Regions from separate parts of the Homo sapiens genome. Here region 1 is linked to region 2. Evidence: chromatin loops called from intact Hi-C (ENCODE). Cell type or tissue: heart right ventricle. All regions are shown on one strand. Links, peaks and the distances in the headings refer to the core of each region. The heading gives the core; the rest is flanking DNA.

Region 1 (16,487 bases), core at 5,247-13,246, 72 kb before region 2:
GGCAGATCACTTGAGGTCAGGAGTTCGAGACCAGCCTGGCCAACATGGTGAAATCCCATCTCCACTAAAAATACAAAAATTAGCTGGGCAAGGTGGCGTGCACCTGTAATCTCAGCTACTCGGGAGGCTGAGGCATGAGAATCATTTGAACCTCAGAGGCAGAGGTTGCAGTGAGCCGAGATTGTGCCGTTGCACTTCAGCCTGGGCAACAGGGTGAGACTCCGTCTCAAAATAATAATAATAATAATAACATCTTTAGAAATCATTATAATCAAATTAAATCAAATCATTGTACTTTAGTAATCTTTTCGTGGTAGAACTCAAGCAGGTAAGAACATCCCTAAGTGACTAAACCAGGCAGAGGACACATTTAAATTAGATCAGGCTGAGAGGTATTTAAAACTGGGAGGGAATGGAAATTAGCCAAATGTTGATCAGCTATATTTATTAATAGAGGGGTATATTGCAATTGTGGAGGCTACATGGGAAAGTCCTGGTCAGAAGTCATGTCTGGCAAACGGAAAGGAGAAAAGTAATCCTGCCAGGTAAAAAGGGTTCTGCTGAGAAACATGGATCCCCACAGGGTATTGTGGAAGAAGTAGAACGAGGAAATTCATTTAAATGCCTTCATGGAAAGGAGGACTCTCAGGAGCTTTCCCAGCTGCCTTTTCAACCCCACAGGGTCTCCCCTCACACATCTTTAAAAAGCTTTCATTTTCTACATCAACACCCGGGGGGGTCATGTGCTCATCCTTCCTTGCTCAAAGTCTCTTTCTCTCTTTTCTCTCTTCCAGAGTGCAGTGGTAATATAAAGACAGCTTAGATCCCATGACCCCCACGTACCTCCATTTTATCAGATTTCTTTGAGTCAGCTTGCACAGCAAGTTTAAACTGGGGAGAGGACTAAACCAAAATTCTCTAAGGAGTATTTCTTCCATGGCTCTGCTCTACCTGGTCTGAAAAGAAGCAGCAGAAGAAAAAAGTGACACTGAATACCATATTGTGTAGCATATTTTAGGAGAGGGGTAGCTTCTGGCTTTAGTGATTGTTTTGTGTTGATAAGACGTAACTGCTTATGTACAAACTCTGAAGAAAGAAAGGCTTGGTTGCCCTTAAGCTGCGGTCAAATATTTGAAGGCTTGTTCTAAAGAAGAGTACTGAATTTATTCTTGTTACTCCAAAGGGAAGAACTACAACCATGTGTAGAATTTATGGAAAAAATATTTTGACTCGGCATTAAAAAACAGGCGTTACCTTTACTGCCTTGAAAAGTAGTGAAACTTCCAGCACTGAGAATGTTCAAGCAGAATGCAACCTGAGTTGTATTAGTCAGGGATGGCTAAGCTGAAGTAACAAGTACACCCAAAAGACTCAGTGACCCAAAGAACAAGAAGTTTGTTTGTTTTCTCTGCTGTGCCAGCCCTGGGCAGGTATTCCAGCCAGTGGTTCTCCCTCCACACCCCCACCATTCCACAGTCATTCAAAAACCCAGGCTAAATGATGATTCTGATGTGTCTGAGTTGTCCTGGACACCACCATCCCAGTGCCCTGGAACAAGGAAAGAGCATGAACATCACACAGGGGAAGTTGTTATAGGCTAGGCTTGGAAGTGGCACACATCCCCATCTCCTCCACTACTCCCAGTGTATTGGCTGGAACTCAGTCTCATGGCCATAACTAACTGCAAGGGAGACTGGGGAACATGGTCTACCTGGTGATCTTGGACTAGCTATTTAATATCTCAGCCACATTTTCCTCAACTGTAAAAAATGAAGATAACTCAAAAGATACTATCAAGAAAGCAAAAAGACAACCCACAGAATGGGAGAAAATGCAAGTCATATATCTAATAAGGGTCTCTATAAAGAATAAATAAAGAACTATTATAACTCAATGATAGAAAAGACAACCCAATTTAAAAATGACAAAAGATTTGAAAAGGAATTTCTCCAAAGAAGTGTATAAATGGCCAATAAGAACAAAGAAAAAAGCTCATCATTGGTCATCAGAGATACACAATTCAAAACCACAATGAGATACTACTTTACACCCATTGAGAAGGCTAGAATAAAAAAGACAATAATAAGTGTTGAGAAATTGGAACCCTTATACAACACAGGTGGGAATGTAAAATGGTACAGCTGCTTTGGAAAGCAGTTTGACAGTTCCTCAAAAAAGTTAAACATAGAGTTACCACATGACTCAGCAATTTCACTCTTAGATATATACCCAAGAGAAATAAAAACATATAGCCACACAAAAATGTATACACAAATGTTCACACCTGAATTATTCATAACAGCCAAAATGTGGAAACAAACCAAATACCAAATGACCATCAACTGGTCAATGAACAGATAAGCAAAATGTGATATATCCATACAACGGACTATTATTTAGCCATAAAAAAGAATGAAGTAGGGAGACAGGCTATGGCATGAACCTTGAAAACATTATGCTAAGTGAAAGAAGCCAGACACAAAAGGTTACATATTGTATTACTCCATTTATATAAAATGTCCAGAATATACAAATTCATAGAAACAAAAAATGGGTTAGTGGCTTAGAAGGTTTTGGGGGACAGAGAAACAGGGAGTGACTGATAATAGACATAGTGTTTCTTTTTGTAGTGATGAAAAGTTTCTGCAATTAATAGTGATGGTTGAACAACATTGTGAATACACTAAAAAACACTGAATTGTGTAACTTAAAAACGTGACTTCTATATGTAAATTTAAATAATAAAGCTATCCATTAAAAATAATACCTACCTGTGCTAAGACTGCAATTTGATACTATTTCGCCTTTCTTTCATAGTAATAGGATTATAGTTGAGACCTAGCTGTCCAGTGAGGAACTACATTTCCTATGTTTCATTGCACAAATTGGGGTGGCCATGAGGTAAGTTCTCGCTAATGAAACGTGGGAATGGTAACAGCTAAAGCAAGCTTGGGAGCCATATCTTGCAGAAAACAGGGCCACTGCCAGCCCAAGGGTATAGATGACATCACACAGCAGAGCTGCCATCAAAACTCACCTCAAGGCTGTTGGTGGAGAAACACACTTCTGGATTCTTAAGCCACTCTATTTTGGATTCCATTTGTTACAGAAGCTAGTGTTACTCCATCCATGCAGAAGTATGTAAATGAAATAGGTGCTATCTTAACAAAAATCTAATATGCATGCCATTGGCTTAACAGTCAGGCAGTGAGTGGTGAAGAAATAAACATTATAGGCTGGGAAGTTGGAGACATTTCTATACCACACAAAACATTTGTCTGCAGTAACATGCAGTAGTCCCCCCTTTCCCAAGGAGGATATATTACAAGACGTCCAGCGTATGCCTGAAATCTTGGATAGCACCGAACCCTATATATACTATTAAAAACTATATTTTTTCAATCTGATAACCAAAGTGGCTACTAAGTGAATAATGGATAGATTATTTATACAGCTGGACAAAGGGATGATTCACATCCTGGGCAGGACGGAGTGGGATGGTGAGAGACTTCATCACCCTACTCAGAATGGCATGTAATTTAAAACTCACGCATGAATTATTTATTTCTGGAATTTTCCATTTAATATTTTAGAGTCACATTTGACCTCCAGTAACTGAAACCACAGAACGTGAAACCACAGATAAGGGGACTACTGTACCTACTGAGCCGGTAGCTCTGAGGTAACTGCTTGAACAGAACTGCACATTTGTGTGTATTGCCTGCTCCTTGCTGTTTTTAGCATGACTTTATAAAAAAAGAGAACACAATATAAAAAAAATGGCTGGAAGGAAATAGAACCAAAACACAACAAAAAAACGGAAGGAAATAGAAAAAGTACAGAAATCTATAATTTCATATTCATTCATTTGTTCATTCATTCAACAAATATGTTCCAAGCACTTGGACTACACCAGTGAACAAAATATACAGTAAAGCTTATGAAATTTCAATTGGAAAGACATAATACAAACAAAACATATAATAAATAAATTATCTATGTTACAAATATGTCATGGAAAACAAAATTATGGAGGACAGTGAGCACAAGAGTGGGGGACAGTTTGTGATTTTGAGTAGGATGGTCCTGGTTAGCCCTATTGAGAGGGCAATAATTTGAGCAAAGACTTGCAGATGAGGGAGTTCAATGAATAGGTGCCTAGAGAAATTGTGTTCTAGGCAGAAGAATAAGATGGTCAAGAGCCTGAGATGGATGTGACTAGTGTTTTCAAGGAACACCAAGGAAGCCTGTGTGGCTGGAGTTGTGTTAGCAAGGGGAGTTAGCAAGTAAGTGACAAGTCACAGAGGAAAATGGGGCTGTCCATATGACTTTAGCTTTTACTCTAGTGAAAAGGGGAGCCTTCCAGGGTGTTGAGCAGAGGAGCAACATTTCAAAAGGCTCACTCTTGCTCTGGGAGGGAAATGCAGAAACACATGTCTAAGTCAAGAGGTGCTAACAGTAACCCGGGCCAGGGATGAAGGTTGCTCAGACCAGGGTGATAGCATGGGAGGCCAAGAGAAAAGATGGACTCAGGTTAACTTTTGAAAAGATGTTTTTGCTGAAAGACTGGAGGTGGGTTGTGAAAGAAAGTGAGGAATAAATGACTCCAGAGTTATTAGAAGAATAAAGTTAAATGATGCAAATAAAATATAAACACTAAGACCAAAGCCAAATGGATGTCAAATTGTCAAGTTATACAAGAGGGTATTTCATAAAGTGTGTCAGAAATATGGTTTAGGCTTAAGGCAAAAATGATCTGCCTAGTACCCCACAAATATCACAACTCCCACAACTGAATTAAACTGGTCCTCTGGAAGCTGAAGAATTTAGGGAGGGGACGGCTGATTAGCACATAGACATTGGAAGAGCAACGGGAGTCTAGCACATCTGAGAATAAGTTGTCCAGCAAAGCAGAAGAGAGTCAGGGCCCATGAATCTCTCAGTGCAGCCCTCTCCCCACAGCAACACACTGGATAGGATGCTCTCAGCAATCTCCCAGTGGTCATCCTCCTCCCTCAGGAAAGAATAAGAACACAGTGGGAAAAGAGACTAGCAGCTTTTCCCTGGAAACACAAAGAATGAGGAATAAAAAATGTTCTCCATAACAATCAGGATTATTGAACTGTACAAATAGAAATATATTTACTTTTAGAATAGAATAATTCTTCAGGACATGTCTTTAAAATCTTATTTTAGAGGGCATATATAAAAGAATTAGTTCATTCTTATGTTTACAATATTCTTCATCGCTTAGCCAATGAATTTCTCTGAGAGGCAATAGTGTTATGAAAACAGCCTAACTTTGGGGGGCCAGTTATAATCTTGACCCCTCCACCTACTAGCTGTGTAGGTAAGTTACTTAACAGCTTTCAGCTTCAATTTCCTGGCTATAAGAGAGGAGCAATGGTACTGGATGAATGAGATGCATATGGAAGGTAAATATTATAGTGTCCCCCTCATAAACTGCACCAACAAAGGTTAGTTTCTCCTTAATACAAGAGGCTCAGTTGTGATGTGGAATGCCAGCTTTCTGATATACTTGGAATAGAGCTGTTCTTCCTGAAACACTGGCTCTCATATATGACATGCAGCTTGCCCAAGTTGAAAGGGGACATTTTACTTTCCATTCAAACTCCCTCGGCCTCATTTTGGGGCAGCTTCTGAAAGCTTGTTGACCCCAAGTGCCACACTTCTGATAAGAACTGATAAGAGAATTCGATACAATGATGAAAAGGATCATCTCATGAAAGAAACTTTTCTTGTGATGTCTTCAGCCCTAGCTCAAAGTCTTGTGGTTGCCAGCAGATCAAAAAAAGCCTGGGGTTAAAATAAAACCTCCATGGAGGTTTGTTTGTGGAAGCTGACTTGCTGGAAGACTACATTACTCAATGATTTTACAGTCTATTCTTATTGATGATATTTCAATTATATGCAGTTGATTACAAATTTTTCTAACACCATAGTACTGGTTCAGAGCTCTTACTAATTATGAGAGATGCTGTGGAAAATTATGATAAGGGAATTTCAAATGCTTTAATTAAAATTATTCACAGAATTGACATTTATGACTAATTTGGTTCTTCTTTTATGCTATAAGTTAATCCATATTTTGTGTCGTATATGAAAGGAAATTAGGAGAATATCAGGAGCAAACTACTACCAGCAGCAATAGCAGTTGTCTATTTATAAAATAGTCTCTAGTGTTCAAAGAAAAAAAATCTATATAGAAAGATTTATTTTAAAATGGTCTGAACATATTACTAGATGAGAGTCAATTGCTTCATAGCATTCTTTGGCATTCTTCAGCATTTTCCCACAGCAATTTATGCCTTTGTGTAATATGATATAATAGAAAGAAGTAGACTTTGGGAGTTTAAAAGTTCTTGGTTTTGGCCAGGCGCGGTGGCTCATGCCTGTAATCTCAGAACTTCGGGAGGCCGAGGCGGGTGGATCACGAGGTCAAGAGATTGAGACCATCCTGGCCAACATAGTGAAATCCCGTCTCTACTAAAAACACAAAAATTAGCTGGGTGTGGTGGCACGCCCCTGTAGTCCCAGCTACTCAGGAGGCTGAGGCAGGAGAATCGCTTGAACCCAGGAGGTGGAGGTTGCAGTGAGCCAAGATCATGCCACTGCACTCCAGCCTGGTGACAGAGTGAGACTCCATCTAAAAAACAAAACAAAACAAAACAAAACAAAAAACAGTTCTTGGTTTTATCTTGGGTCAGCTGGTTATTTGATATCGAGCCAAAAAACCCCAGTTTTCTCAAATGTAATATAGGGATAACTCATAAGATTGTTCTACAGATCTAACAAGTAAATCGTAGAAAACATCTAGTGTTGGGACTAGTATCTAGCAGGCACTCGATAAATGGTAACTATTATTTACATGGATAGCTATCATAATTCTTTTGATTCTATTTCTGAAGGAGAATGCTATATGAAATCCGAGTCCAAAAAATATATATGCTGGAGAGAGATATTCATAGCTATAAAGTAAAACAGAAGAAAATGGAATCTCATTTTTTAAGCTACCTATTATTTTTGCATGATTATTATGTGGCAGACAATATGCTGAGACATTTACATGAGTTGTCTTATATAACACTCACAATAACTTTTTTTTTTTTTTTTGAGATGGAGTTTCACTCTGTTGCCCAGGCTGGAGTGCAATGGTGCGATCTCGACTCACTTCAAACTCCACCTCCCGAGTTCAAATGATTCTCCTTCCTCAGCCTCCTGAGTAACTGGCATTACAGGCACCCGCCACCTCATCCAGCTGATTTTTGTATTTTTAGTAGAGACAGGGTTTCACCATGATGACCAGGCTGGTCTCGAACTCCTGACCTCAGGAGATCCACCCACTTCAGCCTCCCAAAGTGCTGGGATTACAGGCATGAGCCACCACGCCTGACCCACAATAACTTTTTTTCTTTTTTAAAAGTGAGATGGAATTCCCACACTATAAATTTACCAGTTTAAATAGTACAATTCAGTGGGTTTTAGTATATTCACAAGATGGTGCAACCATCATCAATATCTAATCCCAGAACATTTCCTTACCACAGAAACTCTACACCCATTAGCAGTCATTGTCCCACTCCACAGCTCCTGGAAACCACTGTCTTAGTCCATTAGTGCTGCTATAACAAATACCAGAAGACTGGATATTTATAAATAATAGAAATTTTATTTCTTACAATTCTGGAGGCTGGGAAGTTCAAGATCAAGGTACTAGCTTTAGATGTCTGGTGAGGGCCTTTTTGCTACATCCTCACATGGCAGAAGGGAGGTACGAACAAAAAAGGGACTAAGAGGTCAGGCGCAGTGGCTCACACCTGTAATCCCAGTACGTTGGGAGGCTGAGGTGGGCAGATCACTTGAGGTCAGGAGTTCAAGACCAGCCTGGCCAACATGGTGAAACCCTGTCTCTACTAAAAATACAAAAATTAGCTGGGCATGGTGGCAGGCATCTGGAATCCCAGCTACTCAGGAGGCTAATGCAGGAGAATTGCTTGAACCCAGGAAATGGAGGTTGCTGTGAGATGAGATTGTGCCACTGTGCTCCAGCCTGGGCAACAGAGCAAGACTCTGTCTCAAAAAAAAAAAGAAAAAAGAAAAAGAAAAAGGGACTTAGCTTGTTCCCCTCAACCCCTTTATAAGGCACTAATCCATTTGGGAGGGCAAAGCCCTCATAACCACTTTCCAAAAGGCCCAACCTCTTAATACCATCACAATGAGGATTAAGTTTCAACATGAATTTTGGAGGGAACACATTCAAACCATAGCAACTAATAATCTACATTCTGTCTCTATGGATTTGCTTGTTCTTGATATTTTATGTAAATCAAATCATACAATATGCAGCCTTTTGTCCCTGGCTTCTTTAACTTAGCATAATATTTTCAAAGTTTATCCATGTGGTAGCAGCTGTCAGTACTTCATTTTCATGTCTGAATAATATTCTCTTGTGTGGATATAACACATTTCGTTTATCCATTCATCAATTAATGGCACAATAACATTTTACAGCTGAGAATATTGAAACCTAGAAAGTTTAAGAAAACTTGCCAAAGATCACACAATTAATCAGTACCAGGGCAAGGATTTTAACCATAGCTTTTTTAAAATGCAAAGTTCATATTCTTAATCATTTTTCCTTATTATATCTAATTTTAAAAATAGATTGGTATATAATGAGAAATAAAAGAAATACATCTCCATGCCTTTGGCTTATTTTTCTATAGGATTTTTTATGTCTTTCTTAAGGATTTAGAGGTGTTCTTAATGTAGATATTACTTTGATACTAATATTTTGTTGGTAGTGTGTATTGTAAATATTTTCTTTCATTCTGTAACTTTTTTCACATCTTGAATATGTATTTTGATGAATAAAATTTCTCAACTTTAATATAATCAAATTTATCATGGTCTTATAGATATAGTTTCTGTGTCTTGTTAAGGAACTCTTCTGCTACACTAAGGTCTAAAACATATTTACTTATATATTCTAACATGAGTATAAAGTTTCATTCTTTATATTGAAGTTCTCAATTGACCTGAAGCTGATTTTGTATATGAAATGTGGAAAGGTTCTAATTTTATCTCTTTCCAAATATTATTCCACCCATGCATTTCATAAAAGAGGAAATACACATGGCCAAAAAAGATTTGAAATAATATTGAACTTCATTAGCAATGGAGTAAACACAATACAAAAACACAGTTAATAGCATATTATATTCTTTTAAATGGCAAAAAAATTTGAAGTTTACAATATCAAGTATTTAGAGAATGTGGTTCCACAGGATCTCTTACATTGCTGATGGGAATGCAAAATGTTAAAACCATGAGAAAAGCAATTTGATATTTGTCTTGGTCCATTCGGGCTGCTAAGATAAAATACCATAACTTGGGTGGTTTATAAACAACAGAAATTTTTTCTCACAGTTCTGGAGGCTGGGAAGTCCAAGATCAAGGCATTGGCGGATGTGGTGTCTGGTAAGGGCTTGCTTTTCAGGTCCTAGATGGCACCTTCTTGCTGTGTTCTTACATGGTGAAGGGGATAGCTAACTCTCTGGGTCTCTTTATAAAAACATTAATCCAATCGTGAGGGCTCCACCCTCATGACCTAATCACCTGCTAAAGGTAACACTTTCCAACAGTATCACCATGGGGGTTAGGATTTCAACATATGAATTTTGAGGGAACACAAACATTCAGACAATGGCAGTATTATAAAGTTGAACATTCACACCCCCTGTGAGCAACAATTCCACAGAAACAATACACATAGCACCATTGTTCATATTAACAAAACATGTAGAAAACCCAAGAGCTCATGTCAGGAGACTGGTGAATAAACAGTATTATATTCACATAAAGTTTCATAGAGTGGTTAAAATAAATGACCTTCAATAACAGACAATAATATGAAAGCATCTTAGCTATATATTATTAAGTGAATAAAACTAATTCCTAGAAGATAACATACAATTTGATATTCATTTTTGTAACCTTAAAAATAATTTTAATAAAAAGAAAAAAAAGAGAATGATGAACACCTCTTCAGGATGGAGGTTACCTTAAGTGAGGGGAAGCAACAGGTTACCATGGAAGGGGACCAAAAAGGCATATGTAGGCTAGCTTTTTTTTCTGAGTAGCAGGTTCATGAATGCTGATGACATTATTAAAGGTAACTAACCAACAAACAAAGATATAAAAGAGGCCATATATGGAGTAATATTATGAGTAACCTTTTTTTTAGAGATAGAATTTCATTCTGTCACCCAGGCTGGAGTGGAGTGGTGTGACCATAGCTCACTGCAGCCTCAAACTTTTGTACTTAAACCATCCTCCTGCCTCAGCCTCCCAAGTAGCTGGGACTACAGATGTGCACTACCATGCCTGGCTAATTTTTCAATTTTTTTTGTAGAGATGGGGTCTCACTATGTTGCCTAGGATGGTCTTGAACTACTAGCCTTAACCAATCCTCTTGCCTCAATCTCCCAAATTATTGGGATTATAGGCATGAGTCACTGCACCTGGCCTGTTATGAGTATCTTGAAGCAGAAATTTGATTACTCTAATTCTGAGTAGCTGTGGTGTAATACAAAATAAAAACAAAGAAAAATAGCTAATAAACAGCCATGTTTAAAAGGGCATGAATTTGATAAAACAGATTCTTTGCTAGGACCATTCCAAACAATAATGGTCAGATAAATCTAAAATTATAGTAGAATTATATATAAAAATGCAGGTTTTCATCTGAAAGTCCAGTAGCAGATTGATGAATTTTCATAAGAGAAGAATGAAAGTGACATGATGAAAATATTAGCTTTAGCTTGTTTGTTTGTGGAAACTCCATTCCAACTACCTCATATAGCACTTGGCAGACTTTAAGCAAGGATTCAGAGAACAAGTGGCAAAAGCAAAAGTGCACAGGTCAGAGGGCCGTCCTGAACATGTTAGCAGAAGAATGTTTCACAGCAGAATACATTATCATAGGCATTGTTATAAATTGAATTGGGCCCACCCTCTCCCAAGTTCACATACTGAAGTGCCACTGTAACTGTATTTGGAGATAGGATCTTTATATAGAAAGGTAATTAAGGTTAAATGAGGTCATAAGTGTGAGTTCTAGTACTTTAGAATTGGTGTCCTTATGAAAAGAGAGATACCAGAACTTGCGTTTGCTCCCTCTCTCTCTCTCTCTCTTTTCACCGCAGAGGAAAGGCCATATGAGAATACAGTAAGAAGGTGGCTGTCTGCAAACCAAGAAGAGAGCGCTCACCAGGAAACTAATCAGCCAGCATCTTGACCTGGAATTTGTACCTTCCAGAACTCTGAGAAAATAAATTTCTGTTGTTTAAACTACCTCATCATATTAACTACCTCATCATATAAACTACCTCATATTTTGTTATGGCAGCCCATGCTGATGAATACAGACACCCTGGTTAGAAGTTGGACTGTTGGAATATTCAGAGACATTAGTCCAACTCCTACACACACAAATTGTCTGACTAGGAGTTTTTTTTTTCAATTACCTACATCCAATCACAGTCTTTTTCTGGGCTGATAAGGTGCTAAGCGCTATACAGAACAGAAATGCGTTTGAGCTGAGTTCACAGGACTCACAAGAACACAAAGGGCTGTTCTTGGCCTGAGAACACCTGAGTATGACCTCTCAGATGCATCTATAGTCCCTTTCACTTCAGCTTACTGTCAAACCAACAATTTTATGTTTAGTATTCTCTTACTTTTCTTTATGGTTTTACCACATGTATATGTATTCCTGAACAAATATTTTTAATTGATTTTTTCAATCTAGACCAATTTTTTTTGTTTTATTGTCTCACTCCCCCTGCCAGATATAAGCTCTCAGAGGGCAGAGATTTTTGCATGTTTTGTTTGCTGCTATATTCCTGGTGCCTAAAACAGCACCTGGCACATGTCAGGTGCTTATATATATTTGTTGAGTAAATGAATTAACTGATATAAGTGAGTGGAAGTAGTTCCTGAGGCCTTCCTCTTTTCTCACAGATGTCCACCTAAAGATTTGTGTAAAGTTAGTATCTGTGGGAAAAAATTATCTATGTTACAAAAGCCTAGCCTTTTATGCTGTCAGTACTCAAGGATTCATCCTATTAACGCATGAAAAATTCTTGCTCAATTGTACATATGCACTTTTGCTTCCTATTTATTGCTGTGTCACCAAGCTTGCAGCAGGCCTGGCTACAGTCAAACCATCAATCCCACAGTGATATTACACAGCGTTTTACTGTCATACCTTATTGTGTCAAAGTTCATCCATTCTACACTTCTACATCTACATCCCATCATCATATTTTTCCTAAGACAGAGTACCATATTCTTATACAAATGGCCTTCTGACATTCGTGGGTTCATTGCCTAATTCCTGGGACATAGCAGTCCTGTGGCCTCCAGTAAGAGACCTTCCCAGACTAGCCTCCATAAGCTAATCTGAGCAAGAAATGAGGAGAAAGAAGGCAACAAGCTCATCTGACCATTGGTCTTTCTGACCTGTGAAAATGGAAATCCAGATGACAGAGATGAATTCAGAGATGAATTCAGGGGTTCATCTTGGGTCACCTCCCTGTTCTCTCTCTTCCATAGCTCCACGCCTCCCTATTTCCTGCACTCTGGTTAGATCTTCATTCTTGCCCTTGGATTCAGAGTATGAAGCTCCTTCCTCAAATGTCAGACCCTACATTCTTTCTTCACATAGTCCCACCTCTTCCTTTGCTTTGCCCTGGTTGCACCCTTTTGAAGCCCAGAGACCACTAAATCCAGGTCAGCAGATTATAAAGTCCTGCTTAAAGTTGGCAAGAAGCATCATTTCCTCAACCTCACAGGGCTTCCAGAACTGACAGCTGCAGACTTCAGTGAACCTTTGCTCAATATTTCCTTGCACAGAGCTGAGAAATAGTAACTTCCATCCAGAAACATTCTTCTGAATAAAGATGCACTGGGAGGTTTAAGGATAAATTTTTGGTCTCAGAGCAGTCATCTTTTCCTTTTCACAATATTCTAATTTCCTGCAGATTTCTCATAGCCCAGAATAAAGACACTGGGATTTTTTAATACATATTGAGAGAATTTCAGAGACAAGGAGCATTTATAACACATACTCTTGAAGTAGATGAGTTCATTTGAACACATCAAGCTAATTGCCCTATTGTGAGGAGGGTGGTAGCTTGTTTCACGGGGTTGCCATTGTTACCCATTCCTAAGAGGGCAACTGCACTTAAAAAGGATTTTCTAATTCCTGAGCCACCTCTTTGTTTCCTCCTGTCTTGGATGAAGTCACTAAGCTATCTTTATAACTTCATATCATTTTCCAAGCAACACACTGAGAAGCTATAAACAGAACATTGGGGAAAGCCAAACCCACACAACTTGTAGGAAAATTGGATTAAACATTGGTCTGTAATCAAAAGTGATCCTGGTGAAAATTAATTAAAGAGAAATATTTCTGTTGCCTGTGGCGTTATTCTGCTGTGCAGAGAACAACTGTTCCAGATAATAGCATTTGACTCCCAAAGTGAGAGTGGGATTTATAATTTTTCTCTCTTAAGAAATTACTAGTCATGGACAAGAAGAAACCCCCTGCCTTCTAGTGTGCCTATAAAAATAATTTGGTGCAACTTGCAATTTGCATAGATCCAACCTTGGACCTTGGACATTAAATCCAAGGTCTAAGATGAGAATTCTCTTCTTGACCAGAGTGATCGCTCATCCTTGCTTGTTTCCCTGCACACCCTTCATCCCCTGACATACTAATAAAAAATAATTCATCTGACAATACAAGCTCTTCTTTCTTTGAGTTCTTTCAGTTTTTCTCTGAGTAATTTCAGCCTATCCACTTGGGTCACGAAAATTTGCAGAATATGTTATCTTAGAGGTAGATCAAAACACAAAATGAAAATTTTCTGATCCCTTTCTGGCCTCTTCCCTCAAAAAGAAATAGGAGCTAGTGGTTAGCAAGTCTTTGAACTTTTCCATGTTCTTTCCTTGAATTTTGAAGAGTAGTTCCGCAGTAAGTTGCTTTTATTTTTGTTTTATCAATGTATCTATATTGAGTTCTTGGTTTTAACTAGTGATGTTACTTTATCACGTTTCAGTCCCTCTAAGGCTATATTTTATTCATTTAATGTGATGTAGTTTGTATTTGACCTATTTTCTGTGGGGATATGTTTTGTATATTTTCAGAGTTTATCTAAAAAATGACAATTAAATCTTGAACAAGTTCTTCTATTTCAGTGTAGCTAAATTTACTGGTAGCCAGAGGAAGAGTTGTTAAGAGTTAAGAAAACATATATTTACTTTCCACTTAAAAATAGAAAAGAGAGAAATGCACTTTGCCCTATCAAAAATATAACTTGGATAATCAAAAATTTCATGAGGACCTCTCGAGTCCAGACCGGTAAATGTGTAAACTATCCAAGGTAGGAAGAATTTGAAATTAATTGAGGCAATGAGAGCTGGGATATTAAAACCATTATTTAAAAAGTATATGATATAAACTTGCAATTAAATACACTGTATGGAAAACAAATGTAATAAAAACTCATCCCTTCCTCATAATTTTACTGCATTTTACTATTACCTGTGTTCTAGGGGTCATTTATAGGCATTGTATCTGGGATGGAATATAATGCTGTGCTGCTTGCTACACATTAAATCTTCCGAGCTCCATGTGCAGTCATGTGAGGTTGGCAGCTTGGAGCAGCCATATAGGAGTATTTATACCATGGAATTTGCCACATGGTACAAATCAGGGCTTTTTTTCTCCAGCCTTTCAGTTGTTTCTAACATTTCCCAGCACCCTAGTACCTAACAGAATAAGAATCTTGCTATTTCCAGGTGTAAATAGATTGGAAAGACCTATTTTAGAGAGCGATTTCCCTGGATACTTTTTGGTTTTTGCTTCCCATCACCCTTTCCCTCCTCATCTTGTATGATCATCCCTTTCTCTGTGGAATTTCCTCTTTCTCATTTCATGTAGTTGGGCCAAAGGGTGGGAGTCCACAGACCCCAGCCTTTCCTTGCCTCGGGTGGGCCCATGAGTTGAGTCTAACCAGTCGTAGTACTTCATAGCATTGGCCATGTCCCTGGCCACTGGGTCAGGCATGAACATCTGAACCAAACTGGGACAGAGTCCTCCTTAAAATGTCATGAATGGATGCTGGCTGGGATAAGGAGTTGCAAACATAGGCTTGAGGTTACCATTGGCCATCTCTCCAACACATGATAATACATGAAGGGAAGCAGGACACTAATGACATTACACAATTTAAAACTTGCTTGAAGCCAGATGCTCTTTGGACTTCCCAGTTACCTAAGCCAATATATTCCCTTTTTCACATGGCCAATAAGCATTTTATCTTGGGTAATTCTGGTAAACACCATATAATGTGACATATTCATGTGGGAAGCATTGTCGATTCTTCTTATGTTACAGTGACAGAGATGCCTGGAAGGGGGTTGAAATTTGGTTTATATTGTTACCAGATCTGTGGACTAACAAGGTGCTCTTTAAAAGAGTTCTTATTGCACTTATCAACCAGAATTCTATGTAATTTATAAGATTGTATGTAAAAGACTAAATATTGTATTAACTTGGCACTTTGAAGTTTGTGAAAGGTAAGGACAATACAACACCAATCACTATATCCCCAGGAATTATCTCAGCATCATATGGAATATAGTAAGAAATTGCTCAGGGAATCTTTGTTGATAGAAGAGCTGTCTCCTGAAAACTGTGCATTCATCTGTACCATGACGATGATTCAGCAGTTTTATGCAATATCCCACGGCTTGCTTTGTGTGAAAGGCATATGGACAACACTGTTTGATGTGTGGCAGAGTAAGCAGATTCAATAAATAAAGACTTTCTATCAGTATGCTGTTTGACCTTGAGAACTGAACTTGTTTCTGTATAAACCAGATTTCCCATTTCTAAGACTCTGGGCTCAAAGGAACCAAGCAAGAGAAATACCCTATCCTGCTTTATAATAAGCTAAAATAAATTAATCCATTGGCTATTTGCAAAGGAATTTAACAGCTAAAACTGAGCTTCTGAGGTTTTAAGAATATTTTTCTAATATAGCTCATCCACTTACAACACCCAACAAGAAAACTTTTGTGAAAACAAGAGCTTTGTCCTCATTTCAGTTGATATCTGTTGGGAGAATACTTGCTTCTCCTTCTACATTTCGATAGGGACAGAGCAGTATTGGGGTGAATACTTCTAGATCTTCTCACTGTCCCTTTATGGATTCTTCCTTATTAGAATAAAAAGAAATCTGTCTGGGAAAAGAAGAATAAGCTGACACACATTGACCATGCTGCCAGGAGAGGCTGAGGCACAGCATCAAAAGCCCAGCAGCATTCCAGCCTCTCTGTTCCGCCACACACTGACTATTGAACAATCAAAATCCTCTGTATGGTTGGCTGAGTAA
Region 2 (16,487 bases), core at 4,243-12,242:
TGCCCAGGCTAATCTTGAACTCCTTGGCCCAAGTGACCCTTCCACCTTCCACCTCAGCCTCCCAAGTAGCTGAGATTACAGGTATGTGCCACCATGCCCAGCTGCATTCATTTTTATTTTATTTTAATTTATTTATTTAGAGACAGTGTCTCACTCTGTTGCACAGGCTGGAGTGCAGTGGCGTGATCTCGGCTCATTGCAACCTCCACCTCCTGGCTCAAGCGATTCTCCTGCCTCAGCCTCCCAAGTAGCTGAGATTACAGGCATGTGCCACCATGCCCAGCTGCATTCACTTTTAATTTTCTTTATTTAGAGATGGTGTGTCACTCTGTCACCCAGGCTGGAGTGCAGTGGCACGATCTCGGCTCACTGTAACCTCCACCTCCCGGCTCAAGCGATTCTCCTGCCTCAGCCTCCCAAGTAGCTGGGATTACAAGCACCAGCCACCATGCCTGGCTAATTTTTTCTATTTTTGGTAGAGACAGGGTTTCACCATGTTGGCCAGGGTGGTCTCAAACTCCTGACCTCAGGTGATCCACCCACCTTGCCCTCCCAAAGTGCTGCAATTACAGGCGTGAGCCACCATGCCCAGCCATGCATTGATTTTTAGAATTGATATTTTGTTCCTCTTTTAAGCCAGACTTTCGATTTGCTTTTACAATATCTATGCAGCTGGCCTAAAGTCCAGTGAGAATGTTATCCTCTGAGAGCACTGGAGCTGGGAAACAACTGTGTCCAATCCTGTGGCCTGGACCTACAGAAGGGTAGAAAGTGTACAGCTGCAGGAGATACTAAAATGCAACTTGCTTAAGTAGGACTTATTATCACTATACCCTCTTTCCATTAAAAGCTCCATGTCCTTCTAGGGCTGTGCTTAAAAGACTACATTTTCTCCTTGAAAATAGAGCTCCTCCACCCTGGGGTAAAGGGCAGGTATGTACACATTTCTGGAAGTGAGTTTATCCTAGTTGCTAATTAAACACAAAGTTTGACAAGGTGCTTGTCCTAAAAGAGCTCAAAGTCTGGTGGAAGACTGGCACTCAAACAATTAACAAACAATGATATAAAAAGTTTGTTTCAAGAAGAATGAGACCAAGTGCTTCACTTTAACTGGGGAGACCCATGGAACAAGGGTGGCAGCATGACAAAGCGCAATCCTCCAGAGGGAAGTGTAAACCAAAGTCCTCTGGTAAATGGGAGGTCTGTTTCCCAATTCCTATCCACTACTTTGTTATGTATTAAACTTACTCCATTTTCCAAAAAGTATATAGAATAAAGTGACTCTCAATCAGTTAGAACCCAAGGTTGTAAAAGAATGCTATTTTTCAACTCTGGATGGAAAGATCTTACTGACGAACCTCTGGGCTGTTTCCAGTTTGGGGTTATTTTGAATAACCTGCCATGAACATTCATCTACAAGTCTTTGTGAACATGTTTTTATTCATCTCAAATAAACACCTAAGAGTAGAATTTCCTGGTCAAGGACACGTGTACGTTTAGTTTAAAACTTTTATTAGCAGGTACTCAACAGAGATGAAGTGAGATTGTTTAAAAACATGTTGGCTAAAATGAAAAGATTTTTTCTTTTTGTGATCACATCAGGTATCTGCCAAGGATAGCAATTTTACTTAAATTTTTTTTAAAAAACTTTTACTATAATTTCCAAAACTGGAATCTCCTCTAAATCAAGGAGAATGTCTTAACTGACATGTGAGAGAGCTATTCATTTGTAAACTGTTGCTCTACTGGATCCACTCTGCCATGTTGTGCCATTATTAACATCCTATTTCATACCTCTTTTTAACTGAGTCCTCTGCTCTTCGACATAGAATGATTGTTTGGTTGGGGAAACTTGTCATAAAAGAAATTCAAACTATTGGCAAAATCCTAGGATGTACCCTATCAAAAGCTTTTTGTTGATCACCTCCCTCCCCTATCAAAAAACTTTTTTTCCAGGTCAAAAATAGTCCTTTCATTCTGAAGGAGAAACTTCTTTACCGGTCACCTTAGTAATATTCTAGGATTTTATCCTTCCTGCTCTTATTTCTAAGACATTTGCTTGCAACCTAAGTAGCCTGTGATGCAGGATCTCCAAAGTGTTTCTTTCCCTGTTAACTTTAATGAGTTAACTCATTAAACACTCCAACAGAGCAATGCCAAATTATCTAAACTGGTAACAGATACCGCTAATCCAAACATTAACCAACTGCCTGTAGAAATTGAGGCTATAGGCTGGGCGTGGTGGCTCATACCTGTAATCCCAGCACTTTGGGAGGCTGAGGCAGGTGGATCACGAGGTCAGGAGTTTGAGACCAGCCTGGCCAACATAGTGAAACCCCATCTCTACTAAAAATACAAAAATTAGCCGGGCATGGTGGCACGCACCTGTAGTCCCAGCTACTCGGGAGGCTGAGGAAGGAGAATCACTTGAACCTGGGAGGCGGAGGTTGTGGTGAGCCGAGATTGCACCGCTGCACTCCAGCCTGGGGGACAGAGCAAGACTCCGTCACAAAAAAAAAGAATAAAAAAAAGAAAAAACTGAGGTTATAACCCACATGTGTTAGAACAAGGACTTAGGATGCCATCCGCAGGGCACTTTTGAGACTAGACTGGCAAACCACCAAAGCTGAGATGTCAGGGCCCCTGTAGGCTTTATTTGCATATGTCTTAGTACGTTCTTAACCTTTGATTAGAGGGTGGAAAATAAAAGATTTAACTTGCCAACCAAAACTTTCAGCAACGTAGAATACTGAAGTCAGATTCTGTCTGTTGGAAAACTAGAAAGAAGACTCCTGGTTTAAACAGGGATTCTAGAAAGTCAGAAAGGAGACACTGTGCTATTAACTGAAATGGACACAGGCATGATTTCCTATGTTACAGTACCTGCCATCAGAAAATCTCAGTACCCTTTATGAGAAGGCCCTGAGAAAAAGCTTTTTTGTAATTGGAAAGAAATTATAAGATAGAAGGCAGAATTCTCCATGTTTTAGTCAAAGATTCTCCTGTGCATTTATACAAAGCTTTCACCTAAAAGTCAAGACAGCACATTCTTGTCATTGAGAATTCAGAATAGAGAGTCTGAAAGTACAAATACATTCTTATACTAACATTAGGCTCTTAGAGGACATAAATCTTTTTATAAAAAATTTATTTCTCTGTAAATACAAATTCCAACATCAACAAACAATAGTCCAGTGGAAAAATACTAGCCATTAACATTGAAAACTTTTTTCTTAATTTAATAAATAGAACTTTGGCATTCAAAATTCTAGCTGTAAACCCTATTAAAAAACAGAACAACAAGAAGAAAACCCCTTTACAAAAAAAGAGGCAAGAATGATAGATCAGAAGGCATAAGCCAACCAGTGGCTTCACATTCTTTTTTTTTTTTTTTAAACAATAACTGTATTTCAATTAAGTCATGAACACTGTATTTACACATGAGGTATTCTGGGTGGTTCAAAAACTGAACCCAGCTTACAAAACCACCAGTCATAGTGACTGATTATACACTGTGCTGTGCTTTTTAATGTAACCACCTAGCACCTTACTACTTCTTGTCATCACAACAATGCGATGTTAAGTTTTATGTTTATGTATTTAACTATTTATACATATATGTACATATACATACACACCAATGAATACAATCTAAAGGAGTTTCCAGCTCACTACACAGGGAAGGCTGGGCTCCAAAGACATCTATCTGATAATTCCCCTCATGTTTACTAAGGTATCCACCTAGTAACAAAAAACGGCTCCTTGCTTTAAAAAAAAAAATTCCTTAATCAAGTTTATATACAGAAGAACAAGGTGCAATAATCATCAACATTCTTAGAACTCATGTAAAATAGAAATAAATGCTTACTGCAGGCAAAAAGGCACAAAAGGTTCTCTCTGTGTACAGCTGCAATAGTGTTATTAGACTTGCTGATTTAAAACTATATTCTTATATTTAGCACTTTTTTAAATAAGAAAAAAAATCCAAAATCTTTCCCATACATGATTAAATATATGATATAATCATATGGCAATATGCCACCCATGGCATTTTGGGGCAAAGTTGGAAATTTTGCTCTTTATACCAAATAGGAAATTGTTCCTGTTGTTTTGTGAACATGAATTGTCAAAAATGGAAACATGGCAGTTTCAAATGATATAGTCTGAGTGAGCATGGTTATGAAAATTGCTTATTACCATAATTACATATCTACAATGATATAATTCCTACGTAAGAGAATGCCAATAATCCAAACTAAAGGTGTGCCTAAGCTGAACTATGCTGTGAAAATATAGTCCATGTTCTTAGCTACTATGTTACTTAATGAACTATTACTGATATTTAAAGAACATTTTCCCAATTAAGTAGCTCCTTTAAAAACATCCTCTAAGAAATTAATAATTCTTGCACTATGAAAGAATTACTTTATAAGCTCCTTAGTATATCAGAAATGTATGACATTCATTTTAGCAACACTTTCCAGCCCTTGAGATTGTCTCTACAACAAGCTATTGAAAGAAGTCTAATTAGGTTTAATAAACTGTCACCACCAAAATAAATTTCACTAAAATATAATACTGTTAGCATTAAATATTGAATCCTAGGTGCCACACTTCTTTTAAAATGACCTCAGGAATATCTTACCTAGCCAGTATTTGTGGTTTTTTGTTTTTGTTTAATTAGAGGCCACTGAAAATTAATAGTTCAAATTAAGCCATTTTACTTTTCTGAGCTCAAGTGAAAAGATAGCTATTGTGCCTTTGATTCAGTGAATTTTATCTGTACAGGCAATTTGGGTCTTTCATTGAGTCAACTGTTACTTTATGCTTGCTGTAATGTGATTGAGGCTGAATAAGCTCAACTTTAAAACCCAAAAGAACAAAATATTAATACTGGATAAGATACTTTCTAAGCAAACAAGTGTTGGATTCACAAAAAGCACAATTAAAACGAGGTTTCATTATCTAAGTAAATTTTCAAATAGATTCACTTTAAAATTTAGGTTAATTTTCATTTCAGGAATATATTGGTGTCATAACTTCCACGAACATCCTAGTTCAAACTGGGTGAGATGCTCTAGTGTTGCTATTTGCCCATCTTATTTGGTCTAACAGTAAAATCTGTTTTTAATGTGATACAGAAGAGGATATTCTAATACAAGAGGGTGTCCTGGGAAAGGAAAATTTTCTGAAAAATAAAAATCAAAAAGTAAATACTGACAAACTAGATAGAATACTATTAGTTTCAATTCCCCCACAAAATCCCTCCAAGTCTATCTACTGTTTATGTAGGCCCCTTTACAAACTCCAGATTTTAAGAGGATCAATCTATAATTCAGCTAACTACTTAAACTAGCACATCTTAACTCCCTTTTTTATGGGGGGAGGGTACAGATTTTGGAAACTGAAATGCATCAGCAGTAGTTTTGTTAACTTCCTACTAAGTCAGAAATTTTTTAACTTTGGAATTTTATTTTTAAGATACGTGAATTAAATTACTTTCTCTAAGTTTTAGAAAGCTAACTTACAAATAAATTATTTTATCCCCAACTAAGCCAAAAAACAAAAACGTATCTATAGTAGATTAAAACAAACTGTAACGTCTGCTTAAAAAAAAAAAAATAAATAAACCCATAAAATCCCAAAACATACACTAAAAATCTAGGAGAGATATTTAAGTAAGAACCTACTGGTCCAATTAGTGATTGTTTGCCAATTTGTTCTATTATTTTAGGAAGCCTTTATTTCTAAAATCATGGGGGAGGGTGGTTGGGATTCTATTCAAAGAGAGTGTAAAAATATTTGCTGCACTTGTGGCTGATCTATTTTAGACGTTATTATCTGTTTTACCATAAAGGACCAAGGCAGAATTCTTCGCATCACATTTTTGGTGGAAATTTACTATACCCTGATTATCGTCAAGCTACTAATGTTAAAAACCAAGTGAATATAATTAGAAAGCCAAGTTCTTACCAGTGACTAAGACCCTCCTTAGGTTAAGGACTCTGGGATGCAGGAGCACTACAATGTACTTACTGATTTCTTAGTGCCCAGATTCTCAGAAGTAAGAAGAGCAGGAAGGACTCAGACACCAAACAGAAGGAAAATCTGATTTCTTTACAGTGTATTATAACTGATTATTCAACTATAACTATAAAATAATCTATTGAGAGCTGTATAGCCAACATTTTAAACTGTGTATCTTCCTGGGTAGTCTCCTTGAAGGCCTTGTCTCACATTTTCACTTTTAAATATTTAAGAAAAATCTTTCCTAGGAGAGCCTTTATTCTAGTATATAAGAAAACAGGCATGTGCTATGCCCTTTATCTGGCAAGAAAACAGGCATGTGATATGCTCTTTATCAAATCAATATTATCCTGCTTGAGTCACACCCTCTACCCCTCCATCTCTTATTTAGTCTTGACCTAAATGAGACTTGGTTGCATCACAAGATCAAACCAACTTACAAAGGACAAGGCTTTCGCCAAAACTAAGTATATTCAAAAGAACATAATCAATGCTGAAGGCAATAAAATGTATAATCCTTCCAAAATACCAACAGAAACATGGACAACACTCATTTGGAAGTTTAAATGACTGTACGTCTACTGCAAAATCAACTGCATTTCATAGTAATACCCTGTAATTCAGATTAAGAACTAATTTCGCCAAGTTCATATCCTGTGAAAAACTGTTGTTAATGTACTTTAACAAAAGGGATTAAAATACAATCTCAATTAAAAAATGTTTATGCTACTGTTGATTCAGATATAAATAGTATTGGCTTTCTCTTACAGTAGTTTCAACTTTGAAACATACAAAACTGTTAAAATGTAAATGTTGAGATTTGGATAAGTAAGCTATTGTTCCAGGGTAACTTTGTTAATCTTCCTTTTATAATAATGATCCAATGCCTTTATTAATTATATATGGCTTTGTTTACATTTATATATGTATATATATAAAACATATAAATAAAAAATTGTAAATAGTAAGGAACATGTTAAAATTAGTTCAAGTTATGTTAACCTTTCTTGTAACACATACATTACAATGCTAAGGAAAAAGAGCATCACGTCAAAATTTCACACCTCTTGGGAAATCCACAATCACTCTGGAAAAACAGCTGACCTATCTACAGTACTAAAATCAGCTCAACCACAAACATCCTATCAGTGCAGTAAGTGTTCAAAATATAAATGGTTTTGCCTCCTGTACTACCATGACAACACTTGCCTGCTGTTTGAACTCTTGTTCAGCCAGCCACTGAAAATCCCAAAGTACAACACAAGCTTCTATATGAAAGAAATATAAGAATAAACAGCGTGTGCCTTTCTCAGAAGCTCTGCTCTGACCCTAGAAACCCTTATAAATTTGTGAATAAAGCACGTGCACACACACACAACAACACACATACATGCACACACAAACACACAAAGCTATAGGATTAAAAGGAATCCTACTCCTTCATGTGAAGGGTACTCTTCACAGCTTGGTCCTACAATCAGTAGTTTGAGAATATAGACATTTTTTTCCTTGTAGATTTTATCATATTTTCCAAAGGTAATTTGATTTTTTTTCTTTTTGCCTGATTAGATAAGCCCCTTCAAAATCTCTTCACTTCCCTTCTCCCCTTCAACAAAACAAATCCACAGAAAAAAAATCCCTAAGTGCAAGTCATGTCACTTGCAACCTTCCATTATGGCTCCATAACACAGCAGCATTTAAACAACAGGTCATTATTGCTGTGGGACTAACACTTGATCACTGAGTAATGCAGTTGTCTCCCATGTCCTGAGCATAGCGGTCTGATATTGTAGTCCTTAATTCATCAATGTCTCTTCGTAACTGGCACACATCTGACAGCTTTTTAGTGAGTGTTTCTGTGCTGTGGTCATTCTCAGTCTCTTCAGCTGAACAGTTCATTGCTGTGTAAATAAAACATAGAGAGAATATCTCACATTTTTTTGAACAAAGACATTTTAGAATTTTTCACCTTAATCATCATGGAAATACAGTGCTACACACTGAATACCAGTGAGGCTCAGGTTCAAGTTATGTTTAAATCATGCATCATTCAATATTAAACAGATCTTATCCACTTGGTCCTTTATAAATTTCACAAATTAAACTGAATTAAATGCACACAGTGATACACACAAATTCAGCATGTTTAATGGGTAACAATATTCCAAAAGTGAAAAAAAGCATACTCTAATGTCTCTCTTCAAGCTCAACTAGAGCACTCAGTTTTTCCCATTTGGCAAAATCTGAAGACCATTTGTGTAGTAAGAGGTGGTATCTTACATATTTACGACTGCAAAGTGGGTTTACTGCCATGAAAATATTAATTTTCAAATACATAGTAAGTGTCACACACACACACAGAGGGAGAGCGGGGAGGGAAAATGAGAGAGACAGAGAGGGAGAGGAAGAGGGAGAGGAAGAGTGAAAGCTGGGACCCTACAATCCCAAACAATTTAATCAGGCTGATAGCTGGTTGCCTAATGGCTGAATAACTGAGGGCCTTGAGTCAGCCAGCTTTTAGTTATTTACTTCAGTTCTTCTCTTTGTAAGCATATCTCAACATAAAATCAGGCAGAGCCAGTGATTACAAAAGAAACCTCTCCTTATACCTTCATAGTAGTTTATTGTAGGCATAAGAGTCAGTGAGTGACTGTTATTTTAACAAATGTTAACTGAACATCTGCCATGATATAGGAACTATGTTAGATGTTGAAGTCAGAAAAGGAACAGACACAGTGGCTTGTTCTCGATGCTTTACATACAATTTCATAAACAAATGAACACAGTGAGGTACTGTGGGTAACCTACCACTATATACAAGTTGCAGTGGCATAAAAAAACAAACAACTAGTCCTAACTGGAGAGGTAACAGTTGCTTGTTCACTGGGTTGGCCAAACTGCAAAATGAACAAAAGTGGAGTCAGAAAGCAAAACAGTATGATAGAATTTGAGAAACCTCAAGAAAATCAGTATCTAGCTCTAAAATGGTAGAGTACAAACTGTGACAAAGGAGAGTACCAAGAAATAAGGCTATAGAGGTAGGTAGTAGCTACCTATCTTGACCACAGAGCAGTGTAGGCATTAGGAAACCAGGTTCATAGTTTAGACAGATCTGTCTGGCAACAATGTAAAATGGATTAGGGGGAGGGGATGAGAAAGATGGTTGTCAGAGAGACCAGTATAGGTGACGGGTTATGAAAACTTAAATTAAGGCAATAGTGCAATGGAGATAGAAGGGCAGGAATGTTAGATGTAGTAAGCAGATGACAGAACTGATAGCACTCAATCATCATCAACTTGAGTGATGGGCAGGGATTGGGCACAGGCGCCAGATGAAGGAAAAAGCAGAGTGGAGAATAAATTCTGGGTTCAAGTGACAGGTGAATGGTGGTGTTACTCACTGAGAAGAGGAACCGGTTCAGGGAGGGAAGGAAAGTGTGTTCTGGTTTTGAATGTGTAGAGTCTGTGATGCATTTGAAATAGCCAGTTCTAATATACATGGGAATATAATCTGGAGCCCAGAGGAGATAAATGTCTGGGTAAAGGAGATAAATGTCTAGGTGAAAGGTATGGCAGTAACAGAAAAAACAGGAGTGGATAAGATCACTCAGATAAAGTACTGAATAAAAAGAAACAAACACAAAACCAGTAACAAAAGGCTTCTGGGGATACCAATAATTAAGTGGCAGAGAAGTCCACAGAAGACAGAGACTGAGCAGTCATAAAGGCAGAAGCAGAACCTAGAGAATGATGTCATGGAAACCAAGGTAGTGCACAGTTTTCAGAAGGACAGGGTGAGTAAATGGAGCCATGAAGTGACTGGTTTTTCACAAATCAACTGGCTGGTAAAACTTTCACAATGCCAAATATAAGGTAAGGATTCTGGGGTCAAACTTTAAAGACTAGAAGGAGTATTGGGAGGTGGGCGTGGTAAGATTCACATTAGGATAGCTCTACTACTCTATTACTGAAAAACTTAACAAATGCTACCTTATGACAGTGAAAATGTAGGAGACTCTAAAGTAATTAAAAGGGTGACCAACTCTAAAATCATGAAGAAAGTGAGTTCCCTTTGTGTGTGAGCTTTGCTTCTTGCTCCCAAGAGATATTAAAGCACTCCATGTTCACCAGGCAAACTTCTCCTCTTCCTCGTCTGAGAGCGACACTGAACACCAACTACTCTGTGGAGTCTCCACAGCCCTTCCCACGTAGATTTAGTTGTTTTTTTCCTCTTGTGCTCCCACTGTCCTTTGTCCACATCTCAACTATAGCACCTATCAGAATGCTCTAATAATTTGGTTAATGTGTGGACAAGGACTGTGTTCAGGTTATCTGCATTACCAGCACTTACTTAGTGTCTGGACCATAGAAGGCATCTGATAAATGTTTACTCCGTGAGTGAATATACTTAAACATTATGTGTTTTTTCGATATCCACATTTGTGTATGTGTACAAATGTCTATGAAATGAAAGGGACATAGTTGAGCACAGATAATGTTTCATTTAACAAGTGATATACTTTGGTCAAGAGCATTATTTGATTTGCCAAAATAACTATTATGATGCAAAATGGTGGAATCTTTTTGATGAAACTAGAAACAAAATCAGTTTGTTTGAAACAAAACCAGTATTATTAACCATAATATTAGGCAGCTACTAAATACACGTTGGCCCATAAACCTTATTATATGGTCTTACTGCATTCCTATTTCCTTCCAAGTTCATTTCTTCTCTATTATAAAGAGACTAACATCCTGATTTGGAACCACGTACAGAGATGAGCGTTTCTGCAAAAGTAGCACAGAAAGAAAGGGACACTAGGATTATTACTGTGGCAGCTCCCACAATTATGTGTGGAGGAAGACAGAATTGAGGCCAAGAGTGAATGGGTGTCACATTAAGCCAGCAGGTACGCATGACAAAGGCAACAGATTTGTAGGCTGTGAAAACTGGCTCATGTGAAATCACTGGCACTCACGTGAAGCAGCTGCCATAGAACATATACTGCACTGGAAAGCAAAAATATTTCTCAAATATTTTACCAGTGGACAATATGGTTGGGTCACTTAATCTATACAACTAACACATGAAAGCAAATAGAAGGAATCATTATTTTTGGAAGAGAAAATGGGAAGTCACACCTAACTACCACTCTATTCACATATTTACAGATTCAACATAGGAAACATCACCAGGCATTCTACCAAGTGGCAGTTAATGTCAGCTATAACCCTACTCACTTCTTGCAATGAAGTAATAACAGGTATACATAAACCCACAGACTGATTCTAAGTAGGAAAAGAGATTACAAAAATAAACAGAGAAAAGGCAGTCGGAAGTTCCTGATTCATGAAGATAGGTTTCTAATTGCCACAAAATAAGGACAAGTCATCAGACACTTACATCTTATTCCCAGTAATAATGAAAGATTAGGCTCCTTGCCCTGAGCACGCTGATTAAGAATACTACACAATGCTTTCAAGTCAAACAAACAACAGGACATTTCCTTGAACAGCTGATCAATCACAGTCAAATCAAATAGTGGCCGTTTGGAAAGAACTGTCTGCTGCCTAGATTGGTCAGGTTCCTGGCCCTGATCCAATAAAGAGCATGTCTCATCTGTTTGTCTTTGGTTCTGCAAGGATAAAGAAAACAAACATCAGATTGTTAGAACAGAGGAAAGGTACTCAAAGCCATACAGGTTAACATTCTCCCCCAAGTCTATAAACAAAACGATGGAGTCATATTATATGCACATTAACCAAATTCAACTACATATATGCAGTGGGAAAAAAAACACATAGAAAAATAACAATTTAAATAGTGGAAATTGTTTCTCTGTGCCATCTGATGCTTTAGCGTATATCCAAGGGAGGAAACATAAATCCAGTCTCAGTTTCTAGGAGTCTCTCACGTAATAAGCATGTTGGTTGTGTATGTATTTTTCTTTTTTGGGCCTCAATCTGTCACCCAGGCTGGAGTACAGTGGCGCAATCATGACTCACTACTGCAGCCTTGACCTCCTCGGGCTCTGGTGATCCTCCCACCTCAGCCTCCTGAATATCTGGGACCACAGGTAAACACCATGATGCCTGGCTAATTTTTGCATTTTTTGTAGAGAGAGGGTTTTGTCACATTGCCTAAGCTGGTCTCAAACTCCTGGGGTGAAGTGATCTGCCCACCTCAGGTTCCCAAAACAAAGTATTAGGATTACAGGTGTGAGCCACCATACCCAGCCTGTATTTTTCTATAATGAGATTTATTCCAAGGATAAAAAGAACTAAAAAGTAACTTTGAACCTCACTCTGTGGTTTTTATTGTTAGTAGCAATAGTGGTTTAATTACTTTGAAACTACTTTTTGCATATTGGTGGGGGGAAGCATCTATGTTAATGTTGATAGGAACCACAAACTTCGGTGCGAGAGACAAAGAAATAACAAGTATAAAATCAAAGAAGAAGAAAAAAAGAAAAAACCAACAACTCTGAATTGCTGATCCCCAAAACTGCTACCTTCTTATCTTGAAAACTGCTAATTAAAGGTAACTTTAATTAGCTTTCCAATTGGAACTGTATTTCAGAATAACTCAATAGCCTGGGGTGATTGGAAAAAAACTTTTTTATAGATGAATGCCAGCTAATAAATATAATAAATATATACTGTACTATAATTATGTGAAACTGTATTCTAAAACACAAAATAAATAAAGGTTTGTCTTTTTATAATAATTTTGGTAAGAAACAATGGAATTAATTAACAGGCATATCAAAATCATGTCTTTAATCTGAAAATGCTCTATTAATATCTATAAAATAAGCATTTTATAGTGAATCATCCTTTCAAAGCAAAATTGAATTTCTTCTACTCACTTCAAGCAATGCTTTTGTTAATCTCTGTACATTTCTTTCTTTCTTTTCCAGCTCTTCCATCATCTTTTGAGTGGTCAGTTTCTCTTTAGAAAGCTTTCCTTGCATAGACTAGAATTTTTAAAAAAATTGGAAAGCAAAACAGGTTAACATGTAAAGAAAAATCTCAAACAGAAAGAAGTAGGAATGTTGGCTCTGAATACTTTAAATCTTCTTTCCTCCCCATCCCCTTGGAAGATGAAGCCTTCACTTTTAAACTAATCCCTATCAGTTAGAGAGTGGCTGAATCCAAATAAAAAAGAAAAAGAAATGCTGGTTTCCCAGAATACATTTGGATTTTTTTAAATTACAGTTTTTACCAAGGAAGTTTTTAATTTGTATAAAACATGTCAAATCTGAAGTTCCTACTTAATATGGTATTACAAACAGTTCTTATTTCATTAACTTTTTATATGTAGAGAGTGTATTAGCAACAAATCTATATTTTTGTTTTACATTTTGCTTACAGTTAATGAGATGCAAGATAATAAGATCATGATATCATCCCTATTTTCTATCATTTGAAACATAGCTCCCGTCTTTCATTGTATAGTAATCCAAGCAGTGAATATACTGTGAACTCTGGGTCAAAGGTCTATTATGGGAATTTGATAAGCTAATCTCCTTCTTACTCCTTATAAAATTGCAAATTACCTAGACATGACACTATTGTGAGTACGCCAAAGCAGCATAAAGGACATTTTGAGTCTTTGGTTAGTCTTTTCACCAATATATTAAAAGAAAAAATTGCCATACACCCTGTAGTTATTAGTGAATTCTAAGTGTTTCTATCAACTATTTTCCTTTTATTAGACCACAAAATCAATAAACATATGACCAGAAGAGAGGTTATCATTTTATTTCAGGTCTGTATTTAGTCTCAATTCTGACAATACTTCAGTTTGCTGACCACCTAAATAGCACACAATCTACTATAAAGATATTTTCCTCACATTATCTTTGGATGGAGTAAAAAAAGATAGCTATCACCATGGGTTGAAATAAGACTCCATAAATATAAAGCAGTTTTATCAGTAACAGATACTCAAACTTGTTGCTTTTAAATTTCATTTGTCTGCTAAACTCTGAAAAAAATATTACATTTAGTAACTCAGAAGTTGGACAGAAATGAATCAAACTCTATAACAAGTGTTTCTCCTTCTAGGGAAAAGTTGTTTTATATTCCACAAAAATGAAAAAAAAAAAAGCACCAAGTCAACAAGGGGCTCTCTGAATACGTGTATTATTGAAAACTGAAATTTCCTTTGTAACTTCATTAGATTGACTCAAATCTTATTTGATTAAATGAACATGGAGAGTTATTTACCTAGCTGAAGATCTATCCTTTCTGGCCTAACAAGATTATTTGGCTGGAATCCAGAATTCAACCTAAATTTTCTCAAGATTTGTGACGGTTTATTAGAATTACAGAAGAAGGGCATCATAGACACACTACTCAAACTCACATTCTAACAAAAAAAAAACTAAACTCGAGGGGTGTTTTCACAATATAATTATTATATATAACAGAATAATTATAATAATGATACATTGTAACAGAATACAGTCCTTTAAAAGATAAGAGTTTTATATTTTTACCAATTCAGAGTCATGTTGAATGTGACTAATAATTAGCTAATAAATCCAACTAATATGTCCCTATGTAAGACTGATTTTAATCAGTGCAGAAACAGGCAATCTTCTCCATCAGAAAAACTGAAAATGTCTGGCAGTATTGCCATTTATCACAAAAAGGAAAATCAGATTTCTCATATGTTGCTTGAGTTGAAGGGCAGTTATCAAGAAGCACTTTAATAGGTAAAAGACATTGCAGATAGGCTTATCCTGAAAGGACCAAGTGCTGTACAAATTGGTCTAGGATAATACTAGGTATGAGTGCTATAGTTGTCTGACAGTAACATTTCACCTAAAACATTAATTACTTCTCTATCCTAAATTGTATTAAGATATGTTTAAAAGATAACAAGAAAAATTCTATCAAGAATACTGTGCGTTATTTTATAAATACTTTTTGCAGAGCATTTTTTTGAAATCTCTTAAGCTCTTAAAATATACTTGCTCAAACTGGTAGTACTTTACAATGCATAAATGAAATATCTCATATTTTCTGAAACGAGTGTTTGGCCTTGTGAATTTTACAATAACTATTTATCATTCACTAGACATGTAGGGGATTAATAAAATTAAAAATTAATTTGCAAACACCTACAACAGCTCTCAAATTCTCAGTTTAATCATGACATTTAAAAATTCTGCCAAGGTACTAACCTACAAGGTCTTTATAATGATCATGTTTGAAGTTGAACAGTGGAAATAAGCACATTTGTTGTTTTAACGTAAGTATCCAGAAATGCCCCATTTACAAATAGCTTGAATGAGGGAAAACCAGGTGTGCCTTAGTCCAGATTCTATATAATCCCCAAACCCAATTTAAAAGGAACTATTTTGAAAGAAAATTTATGTTAACATTTTTACTGCATATATACACACATAAACATGCATACCATATAAGAAATTCACAGGGACATTCCTTCATGCAAAAATCATTGCCAAACACTGTTCTGTTCATTGAGTGATACATCAGTGAACAAACAGTCAAAACTCTTGGCCTTTGTGGAACTTTACTAGGAGAAAAAAGACCAAAAGAAATAAAATAAATATGCAAGTTACACAGTATCATGTATTAGAATTTGACTAGTGCTGTGGAGAACAGAGCACAGTAAGGGTCAGGAGACTGAAATCTCAGGTAAGCAAGGGCCTGAAGGAAGTGAGAGATTGTGTCCCAGAGATATCCAGAGTTCCTATCAGTACAAAGGTTCTGGGACAGATGGTGTCTTCTGTGTTTGAGAAAAAGCAAGAGAGCCAGGATGGCTGAGAATAGTAGGAGAAAGAGTCAGAGAAGGAAGACAGCATGCAGAACAGATTGTATAGGGCCTCAGAAATCAGTATAAGAACTTTGATTTTTATTCTGGAAAAAAAAAATGAGGATCCACTGAAGAGTTCTGAGCAGAGACATGATGTAATCTGATTTTTGTTCAAAAGGATCACTTAACCTAATGAGAGTATACTGTGCACAGGCAAGGGTAGAAGCATGAAGAAATAACCCAGATGAGAAAGGGAGACAGCTTGGAACAGGGTGGCAATGGAGGAGGCAAGGAGAAGAGGTCAGATTCTAGACATACTTTCAAGGTAGTAGAATTTGCTGTCAAATGTGAGGTAAGTGAGGAGTCAAGGATAAATCTAGGATACCTGGACTGAACAAATGGAAGGGCAGAGATGCCATTAATAGGAAATCTGAAATGTATAGCAGGGTGTTTATTTTGGTGGTGGGGAGATAAGAAATAAAAAAAAGAGCCTTTTTTAATGTTTCTAAGAATCTAAGACAATGTACAGCTCGAATTCCTTTCTTAAATTAGTTATCATCTTGTAACTTGATAAAACTTTAAAAACAATCTGCCTGGAGTTTTGCTTCTAGCATGACAGTGTGAGGAGCTCCACAGACCTACCACTCAATGAAATTGGTGAATATTATAA

What was found. A loop is a pair of places that touch in the nucleus more often than their neighbours do. Peaks named below come from ENCODE experiments on the same cell type or tissue, not always from the same donor. Only the 100,000 strongest peaks of a DNase experiment are listed, where the experiment ranks them.
Region 1: a loop joins it to region 2, with 2.1 times the contacts of the local background. A loop is called at or near these places in 5 of 110 quality-filtered maps.

What each region holds. Positions count from the first base shown.
Region 1 is chr6:118,384,970-118,401,456 of GRCh38, forward strand. No RefSeq gene overlaps it. Among named protein-coding and RNA genes, the nearest start is that of PLN, 160 kb to the right of the region's middle. In heart right ventricle, for the core only: no CTCF peak of the experiment used is centred there; no DNase peak of the experiment used is centred there; H3K27ac peaks cover 812 bases.
Region 2 is chr6:118,457,641-118,474,127 of GRCh38, forward strand. CEP85L (centrosomal protein 85L) reads right to left here. Exons shown (of 13, transcript NM_001042475.3): 11 at 12,897-13,004; 12 at 11,432-11,663; 13 at 3,132-7,928. The coding sequence ends at 7,765. It overlaps LOC105377971 (a long non-coding RNA gene), which reads left to right and starts at 9,819. Exons shown (of 5, transcript XR_001743824.3): 1 at 9,819-9,900. In heart right ventricle, for the core only: no CTCF peak of the experiment used is centred there; no DNase peak of the experiment used is centred there; H3K27ac peaks cover 4,005 bases.